2 separate regions of the Homo sapiens genome follow, and region 2 is linked to region 1. Evidence: read pairs that join two places in POLR2A ChIA-PET (ENCODE). Cell type or tissue: OCI-LY7. All regions are shown on one strand.

The links. ChIA-PET counts read pairs that join two places held together with the same protein. Peaks named below come from ENCODE experiments on the same cell type or tissue, not always from the same donor. Only the 100,000 strongest peaks of a DNase experiment are listed, where the experiment ranks them.
Region 2: POLR2A ChIA-PET joins it to region 1 with 7 read pairs; 1 of 35 experiments calls an interaction of 5 or more read pairs at or near these places.

The regions. Positions count from the first base shown.
Region 1 is chr9:174,206-179,205 of GRCh38, forward strand. It overlaps ZNG1A (Zn regulated GTPase metalloprotein activator 1A), which reads right to left and starts at 4,851. Exons shown (of 15, transcript NM_018491.5): 1 at 4,611-4,851; 2 at 1,493-1,579. The coding sequence starts at 4,764. In OCI-LY7, no CTCF peak of the experiment used is centred here; a DNase peak (open chromatin) is centred at 4,983; H3K4me3 peaks cover 1,072 bases.
Region 2 is chr9:755,060-760,059 of GRCh38, forward strand. All of the region lies in intron 1 of LOC124902109 (a long non-coding RNA gene), which reads right to left. Among named protein-coding and RNA genes, the nearest start is that of KANK1-AS1, 72 kb to the left of the region's middle. In OCI-LY7, a CTCF peak has its summit at 2,673 (motif pointing left); a DNase peak (open chromatin) is centred at 2,662.

The DNA of each region.
Region 1 (5,000 bases):
CTTAAGAAAGAATAAACTACATTTGAAATGCTTGTTATCTATAAGAATTATTTTAAATGTTTTACTTTTCCTCTAATAAAGAAATATACCAAACAGTGAAGTTCTAAAAGCCCACTAAGCAAATGAGCTCCCATAAAATCGAGTAGTTTTACACTTACATATTTTTTATATTTCAGCTAGGTATTAATAAAGAGCTTCTAAAGAGGTTGCTACAGAATTTGGACTATATACAGAACATTAATGAAACATGAAGAAAAGTATTGAGAATGCTGTGAAAAATAAAATTGCAAAAATGATCCAGGAAAAAATAAAGAAAATAGTAAGAATAAATGTAATCAGTGTGCAATAGGTTATTTAATAAGATGATGAAAAAAACAGTCTGTTATTAGAAATCTCAGGATTTTTGCCTAAAAAGCACTTTTCTCTTTCGTTTATTAAAACCAGAAATCGAATATAACTGGCTTCCCATCCTGTTCATAAAACCTAGCTCTTTTACTTTTTACAACTGAAAAAAAATAGTACATTTTAAAAGAAATCGTTTAATAGATATTGTTTTTTGGCTAGAAGTAAGCTTTGATTACAATTCATACTTATGAAGAAAAACTTCTATAAAGATAACAGAAGTATTGTGTCTAGAGCTATTTTTTTGACTACAGTTTAATATTTCAGTTGAGAAGTTAAGCACACTTATTTTCACAGATAACTTAAAATACATGAGGATAAAGACCATATGTTTACCTTTATTTTTAAAATATTGAGTTTTAACTGCATTGCAGATAATAAACATTAAACAAAGTTAACTAATAACAGAAGCATTTTCAAGTATTTTTCATGAGTTGCAATAGAGTCCATACAAAAGTGCTTTCCTAATTCCTAAAAAAAACATTTTTTCGCCAGGCATGGTGCCTCATGCCTGTAATCCCAGCAACTTTGGGAGGCCGAGGCGGGTGGATCACAAGGCCAGGAGCTCAAGACCATCCTGGCCAACATGGCGAAACCCTGTCTCTACTAAAAATACAAAAATTATCTGGGCATGGTGGCGCACGCCTGTAGTCCCAGCTACTCAGGAGGCTGAGGCAGGAGAATCACTTTAACCCAGGAGACAGAGGTGGCAGTGAGCTGAGATTGCACCACTGCACTCCAGCCTGGCGACAGAGAGAGACTCCATCTCAAAAAAAATAAAATAAAATAAAAAATAAACGTTTTTTCATATGTCTAGATTTTTACTTCTGGAGTCATTTATTTCATGTAAAAATGTAGTTTAATTCTGTTAATAAGAATTCCAAAGTTATACAAAATAAAATTTTATTAAAACTAATTTCAGTATCTCAACCCATATAAATCTTAACAGAAATTAATCCAACTTTTCTAAAGCTATCCACATCAATACAATACCTTGCATTTTCATTTTTAAATATGGAATATCAATTCACCAGAGGAATAAACAGTCACACAAAATCTTGCAACATGACATTTATTGAACTTTACTTACCTTCCCCAAATTCATTTAAAATGACCGCTACTCTTTTACTATGTTGCTCTGTCAAAATATAGTTCAGAAGTGTTGTCTTCCCAGCACCTATAAAACATATTTTTTGTAAATAAAAAAATTCAAAATAATTTTAAAGATACAAAAAACATATAAAGAATCCTAACGTTTTTGAGAATTTGCGTGCTATTTTTCATATATTATTTTAGCATAGAATATCCTAGAGGATAAGATTAAAGCATCCTTCGAAACCTGTTGCAAAATACTTTATGTAGACATAAAATTTTATAAATATTTACAAACACTCCTACAAGTTGAAACAGCTTCTTCAACCTAGCCTAACCTTCCCTAAAATTTACACACAATCTTTTATTTATAATGACCTTTTATTTCAACATTAACAAGACGCAACTTCAGGCTGACTATATGGCTACTTATAGTATGCTTTAAACAATCTATAAAAGTTTTTATGAAATGGGGAATAGAGCCAGGTAGTGTCAACAATGGACAGAATGTTCAGTAAGATAAATTCATAAAGCTATACCAACTTTATCCAGCAGGTGGCATATAAAACCCAATATGTCAATCTCCAGTAGAAAAAAAATAGTCTTGTGAACCGTACACACTAAAATTCATAGAGGAAAAAAAGAAAATCCTAACTGCATAGTATTGTAGTTCAATTGTATGACTATATCATTTCTTTATCTTTTTTTTTTGTTGGACATTTGGTTTGTTTCCAGTGTTTTACTATTACAGTGCTGCTAAAAACTTTTACATGTAGGCTATACATGTCTTCTGAAATACATTAAGTTTTCTAGTATATAACTAGATCTTCCTATAACTAGGAAGATTTTACGGAGTATTAGGGTATTAATATCTTTTAGGTCATATTCCTTTCAAAGCTTTTTAACAGATGAAGGCTTATATTTAGAGTACTTTAGGAAGCTCAACATCACAAAAATATGAAGTATAGAATGGAAGAGAGAGACTTAGGGCAATGAGGAAAATCTTAAAACCAGTCCAAGCCTGAGACAGAGGCCCTGAACATGAGTGTTTCACAGGGCAGTGATGTGAAAACTGAAAGGAAAGGGTGAATGTAAGAAATCTTCTAAGAGAAGATTTACTAGGGCTTTTTAACCATATTATGAAAAAAAAAAACACTTTAAGACATAGCTCATTCATTCGAAGGTTTCTAATACGTTACAAATTTATGCTGGGCCTTGGTGAAAAAGTGAACAAGATAGTCTCTGCCTTCATAGAGCTTAGAAATATCAAGGGAAGGGGGGAATGGAGGGGAATTCAGTGAATAAGGAGGCAATTATGTCACAGGGTGACATATTCAATAGGAGATGCACAAATTGCTATGGAGAACCTAAGAGGGACATCTAGCCAGAGGAGTCACAGTAAAAAAGTACCTATTCCAAGGGGCTAAAACACTTGGCACCTTTGAAGTAACATTAGTTCATTGTGCGGGGCCAATTTGGCAGGCTGGAAAGGTTGGCAAGATCCAGATCCTACAGGTCCTTGTAATTCATGTTAAGGAATTTGGATTTTAACCCATAGGGATGCCACTGAAAGGTGTGACGCAGTCGGATTGACATTTATAAAGATCATTAAGGCTAACATGCAACGAATAAATTAAAGGGCAGCAAGACTCCAGATTAGTCAGGAGGCTTTTAGAGTATTCCAAATGGTTGGGATCACAGAAGCAGGATTTGGGGGGATGGTAACAGACGAAGTTTCAGACATGTTAAGTTTTAAGTTGTAGGACATCAAAATAGAAATTACACAGGTGTGTAGCTAAAGATGGACAAAGGGGGAAGGAGGAGGGAGCCTTAAAAAGAAGCCAGAGAAGCAGGTGGAAAAATCAGAAGAAAAATGTAGTAGAAGCCAAAAGAACAGCGTTTCAAAAAGGGAAAATGGTCAGGGATAGGAGTGAAACTATCCCTAGATTCAGCAACAAGGTTGCTGGTATTAATTCTCACTCCTGAGCTTCAGATCATTTTCTCCAGTGATCTACTGACCTACCAGTGAGCAATACGGGAAAGGCCCGAGCGGCACGTTTGAAATACATTGTTTTGGACAAGAAATTTGTTCATCTTCTCAGCAGAGCAGCCTCTGAATAACTGTGGGGAAACGCCAAAAATAAATTCCTTTATAAAATTACTTCCGAGCAAAAAACGGGAATAAACTTACAGTCTACAAAGTTTTTAAAAAAAACAAAAGCAGTTATTTCTTATTTTTACATAAAAGGTCACGAAGTGGCCCAAGTCTGTACCTGTCTCTAGCAACAACTAGGAATATTATTTCCCGGAAACAGTATTTTATTTATATTTCTTAACTTTTTCCAAACTTCTAATACAGCCATATATTTGTTCTAGCCCTTCTATTTAACTGTAAGGTTTAAAAATATATTTCTCAAACTTTTCCAGTAAGAAACTTCTAGTGTAAGTGCATAAACCGCCCTTCACGAAACTACCAAGTTCACAAACTTGTGGTTTCGAGTATCCCTGTACACTCTAAACGTTCTTAGTTTGAGAAATAGTCTTGGAGGACAGAGATTTTATTCTTACTTCCTACGCAGTGGTTTACAAACAGACCTCAAAAAAAAAGTGTTTAAGATAGGAGCGCTCCCTGCCAGCTGGCTGGAGGACTCTGGCTCGTGGGGAAGGGGAATCTACTGACGAAAGCCCCACGTGTCGGGCATTTTACAGACGGGACATCCTTTAATGGCAACAGGTAGGTGGTTCCGGCCCTGTTTCACAGGTGACAGGTATTTCTCCATTTTCAGGTGAGGTAGATGAGCGTCAGGAAGGTAAGATAACTTGGTAAGAGGTCACAGAGACAATTAGGGGGGCGTGTCTTAGCGTCAAAGCCTTGCTTCAAAGGCTAACTTTCCATCTCACTTGAGAAATGGGAATCTAACGCAGAGGGGGCCGGGCATCATTAACTCCCAAGATGAGAGGCAACCCATACGAGAAGCAAGTGACCCAGCCCCGACCTCGAAGACATTTGCTCTTGATCATGAGGCCCCAATGCCTCAGGAGAAGAGGCACCGGCAGCCCGCAAAATCCCATGACACCAGAGGTCACGCCATTTTGTGACTGGGATGGTTAGTTACCTAAATACCCGGTGATAATTGTGACTGGGATCTTGGCGCCGAGGCCAGACTTTTCCTCCTCCTCGCTTTGCGTCGTCTCAATGGGAACCAATTCAGGACAATCCTCCTCCGCAGGATCCTCCTCCTCATCCGCAGATCCAACAGCCGGTAACATTCCGGCCTACAGCACGTCCCTACCTCAGCTGAACCGCTGGGACCAACACGCCGTACCGCAGCCGCGCACGCCCAGCACGCCACTCCCGGCCTGCCCGGGGCCTGACGTCATCACATCGCGACGCTCGCTGATCCCGCCCGGATTACCTGGGCTCTGGACGAGAAGCGCCTCGCCCCTTAGCCACACCCCCCGGGGAGGTGGGCTCTCCCCGACGACAGCTGGACACGCCCCTGGGC
Region 2 (5,000 bases), 580 kb after region 1:
AGGAGGCATACTTCTAATAACCTACTTAAATACCTGTGGGGAAGGGTGGAGCTAGGAACTCTGGTCCACCCTTGAGATTGATGTCTGCAGAGCCTTTTCTGTGGTGGAGCCCTTTTGTAAGTTCTCAGCCACACCATTATCACTACCTTGAGTGCTGCCATCAAGAAGCCACCAACCAGAGCCGTCATCTGCTAAGTGTCCAGTGACTGTGAATGTAAAAGCGGAAGGTAGAAAATGGTAGCTTGTTGGAAAATATGGGGGTCGTAACCCAAAAACAGCTGTAAGAGAAGAGAGCTATCATAAAAGTCTTGAGAGCTAGTTTTTTGGGGGTTGTTTTTTAAAGCGGAGTCTCACTCTGTCACCAGGCTGGAGTGCAGTGATACGATCTCAGCTCACTCCAACCTCTGCCTCCTGGGTTCAAGTGATTCTCCTGCTTCAGCCTCCTGAGTAGCTGGGATTACAGACATGTGCCACCATACCTGGCTCATTTTTGTATTTTTAGTAGAGACGGGGTTTCAACATGTTGGCCAGGCTGGTCTCGAACTCCTGGCCTGAAGTGATCCACCCGCCTCGGCCTCCCAAAGCGCTGAGATTACAGGCGTGACCATCACACACAGCCTTGGGAGCTAGTTTCAAGCGGTATTTTTGACGAGTACCGGGGTGAAGCACCAGTAAGGGAAGAATTCCATCTCCAGCCTGTTCCCACTGAGGAGACTGTACCATAAAGCACTAGGGAAATCTGACCTCCACAGCCTTTGGCTTCCAACTGAGGATCAAAGCAAGGACAGGCATGAGTCATAGTAGAGTCCCCTTAAACCCTTAGCTGGTGAGCGTTATTTCACCACAAGCCATGGCTATTTCCTGTGGCCAACAGGAAAAGGCTGCATAGTCATTTCTGAATTCCTGTGGAAGAACTACTCTGAGGCAGTCTTATCAAGCAAGTCTAGCTCTGTCTCTGGGCAGTGACCTGAAGGCATCTCTTCCTTAACTTTGACAGCTGATCCCAGACTAACTTGTCACATAGGAGTTGGACATTGGTTGTGCCATACTAACCCCAGGAGGAGGAAGTGGAGGAACTGACTGAGAGGAGAGGTTACCACTTGCTAATGAAGTTAAGGGAATCCTCATTGCGCAAGGACGTTTCAGCTCTTCTGCCTGCTCTGAAGGTGGAACATGCTGTGGTCATCACTTTGGTCAAACATGAACAACAGCCTTATAGGAGAGCAGGTGGAGCTAATGGGGGAACAAAGATGAAAATCATGTTCAACACTTTTGGAAGCACTGAACATGATGGGGTTAATGAGCCAGTGGTCTGATCCTCCTTCTGCTCATGGAGGGAGGCTGAAATGCCTGACAACCTCTGGCTTCTCCCTGCAAAAACAGAAGAGATCCTGGAGCTAAGATAGGTGACTTTTTTTTTTTTTTTTTTTTTTTTTTTTTTTTTTTTTTTTTTTTGGAGAAGGAGTCCCACTCTGTCGCCCAGAAGACTGGAGTGCAGTGGCGAGATCTCCACTCCCTGCAACCTCCGACTCCCAGGTTTAAGCGATTCTCTTGCCTCAGCCTTCCAAGTAGCTGGGATTACAGGCACCCACCACCACTCCCAGCTAATTTTTTTTTTGTATTTTTAGTAGAGAGGGATTTTTGCCATGTTGGCCAGGCTGGTTTCAAACTCCTGACCTCAGGTGATCCACCCGCCTCAGCCTCCCAAAGTGCTGGGATTACAGGCATGAGCCACCGCACCCGGCCAACATAGGTGACTTGTCACACCTGCTTCAGAGAGAGCCCAGGGCAGGCAAGGCAGTCCCCATTGGAGCTGACTTCCAACCCCATGCATGGCTGCTTCTCTGTGCTGCTTCCCTGCTGAGCTTCAACTCCCTTCTAGGGATGCCATTTTCCTGACAACCAAAATGGCAGGCAGAACCAGCCTCATTTGCTGAGGTTGAGAGGAGGGCGCCTGACACACAGTAGGGTTCAGAACCTGTCCAGTGAGGTGAATTTTGCAGGTTGTTCGTGGCAAATCTTTTTCTTTTTTTTTGAGAGGGAGTCTCACTCCATCACCAGGCTGGAGTGCAGTGGTGCGATCTTGGCTCACTGCACGCTACGCCTCCCGAGTTCAAGCAATTCTCCTGCCTCAGCCTCCCAAGTAGTTGGGATTACAGGCGCACACCACCACACCTGGCTAATTTTTTGTATTTTTAGTAGAGACAGGGTCTCACTATGTTGGCCAGACTGGTCTCCAACTCCTGACCTCGTGATCTGCCTGCCTCGGCCTCCCAAAGTGCTAGGATTACAGGCGTGAGCCATCGTGCCCGTTCATGGCAAGTCTTAAGGCTGTCAGTAACACATCTGAAGGGGGCCGTTATGCCAACAGGAAAGAGACATGTTCTGTGCTTCTCCAGGAGGAAGAGGGTCCAAAGTGCTGAGCCAAAAATCCAACAACTAGCACACATTTAAATGGGCTCCCCCAGGCGGGAATGAGGCAGGGAAGGTTTCTTCAAATAAACAGACACTCGTTCAACTCAACTCCAAATGGGCACCGCCCGCCCCCTGTGAAAGGCCTTGGTAAGGAGTGCGAGAGGTTAGCTGAGAAGGGTCCCAGCCAGCACAGAGGCTACTACTACCTGCAACCCCACCAGTTCCCTTCACTCCTCAGCCTGACCTATCAGCTCTCCCTAGTGGCCAGTGGGAGACATATCCAAGCATGAGCCAGTCTCCCAACAACGTTTAATTTTATTTATTTATTTATTTTGAGACAGAGTCTCCCTCTGTCACCCAGGGTGGAGTGCAGTGGAACGATTTCAGCTCATTGCAACCTCTACCTCCCAGGTTCAAGCGATTCTCCTGCCTCTGCCTCCCAAGTAGCTGGGATCACAGGCAGGCACTACCACATTGGCTAATTTTCTATTTTTAGTAGAGACCGGGTTTCACACCATGTTGGCCAGGCAGGTCTCGAACTCCTGACCTCAGGTGATCCACCTGCCTCAGCCTTCCAAAGTGCTGAGATTACAGGCATGAGCCACCGTGCCTGGCCAACAATGTTTTTAAAACAGGACATAATGGGTTACAAAATTAATGTAACTACAAGCATTTTTAAAAGTTGAATAAATCTGAAATCTTGATTGTATCAGATATATTGATGGTAACATCATTTCATGAAGCTTTGTGTGTGTGTGTGTGTGTGTGTGTTTGTGTATCATCTCAGTCACAAAATAAGATGTGTTTGGGGTTTTTTGGTTTCTCCTTAAGACAGGGACTCACTATCACGCAGGCTGGAGTGCAGTTGTGCAATCACGGCTCACTGCAGCCTCAACCTCCTGGGCTCAAGCGATCCTCCCACTTAAGCCTTCCCAAGTGGCTGGGACCACAGGCGCACTCTACCACACTAGGCTAATGTTGAGGCAGGATCTCACTATGTTGCCCAGGCTAGTCACTTTTTTGTCTGGTAGCCTCATGGTCTAGAAAAGTTTCAACGTTTATAGCAAGTAACTTTTTCTTTCAACATCAGCCTACTTCACTCTTCTTTTTAATTATGTTCGAATTTTTTATTGTAGTAAAACATACATAATATGAAGTTTGCCATCTTTACTATTTTAAGTGTATAATTCAGTGACATGAATTGTATTTACAATATTTTGTAACTAGCACCACTATCCAGATCCAAAACTTTTTCATCACCCATAAAAGAAACTCCATAACCATTAAGCAAAACTGTCCATATCCCCTCCCTCAACCCCGGTAGCTTCAGTTCCACTTCCTGTCTCTATGCCTTTGCCTATTCTAGATAGCTCACATAGGGGAATCATGCAACCGTTGTCCTTTTGTGTCTGATTTATTTCTCTTAGCATAATGTCCTCAAGGTTCATCCATGTTGTAGCACATGTCAGAACTTAATTCCTTTTCATAGCTGAATAGTAGTGCACTGTATGTATATTCTGCCTTTTGTTTATGCATTCATTTGTTATCACCACCTCATCTTATTTTATTTGAGACAAGGTCTTACTCTGTCACCCAGGCTGGAGTGCAGTGGCGCAATCATGGCTCACTGCAGCCTGGACTTCTCGGGCTCAGGTGATCCTCCCACCTAAAGCCTCGCAGGTAGCTGGCATTGCAGGTGCGCACTGCCACGCCTGGCGAATTTTTTGTAGAGATGGGGTTTCACCATGTTGCCCAGGTTGGTCTCAAATGATCCTCCTGTCTCGGCCTCCCTAAGTGCTAGGATTACAGGCATGAGCCACCACACCCAGCTACCACCTCATTTTAAAATAAAGTGAAGCTCAGACTGGCTTCACTACTTAGCGGGAAGGCTGATCAGAAAGAGCAGGCCTCCTGCCTTCTAAGCCAAGACTTTTGCCACTACTCCAAGCTACTGACAAGCCTGCTTTGCCTTGACACCCTTTATTTCATATTCTGTTCCAATTCCAAGTCGTGAAAAATAACAAACCCTTAGCACTTAACCACACAGCAGGCGCTGTTCTGAGTGGTTTGCTCACGTTCCCTTATTTTCTCCTTTCCAGAAACCTATAAAGTAGTTGAACACCATTACTATCCCCTTTTTATAGATGAAGCAACATAAACATCGAGAGGTTAAGTAACTTGTCCGAGATCACACAGCTATTAGTGAGAAAGCCAGGCAGACCTGCACCAAGTCCCTGCACTGAATCACTTCGCCACACTGCCACTCTTGCAGAGAGAAAAGCATTCTTCACCAAAACAACACCGTATTTCTAGTGGTAAGAGACTCAAATTCCAGACAAGAAATCAAATACGGTGTCCTGTAACAGATTAACTTAGGAAGACAAATGTATTCCAAAGGCAAGACTGCAAGTTATACCTGCCTTTACACAAACATCGACGGTCCCAAAATTCTGCATGGGGCTTGTGAGACAGTCTCTTCCTCTGACTATGACAATCTAGGAACAACAGGACAAAAAACAATTCTTCAGGCCCAGAACTGGTTCCCTGACACATTCTAGACCCTGCTTAAGGACACAGAAGTCTGA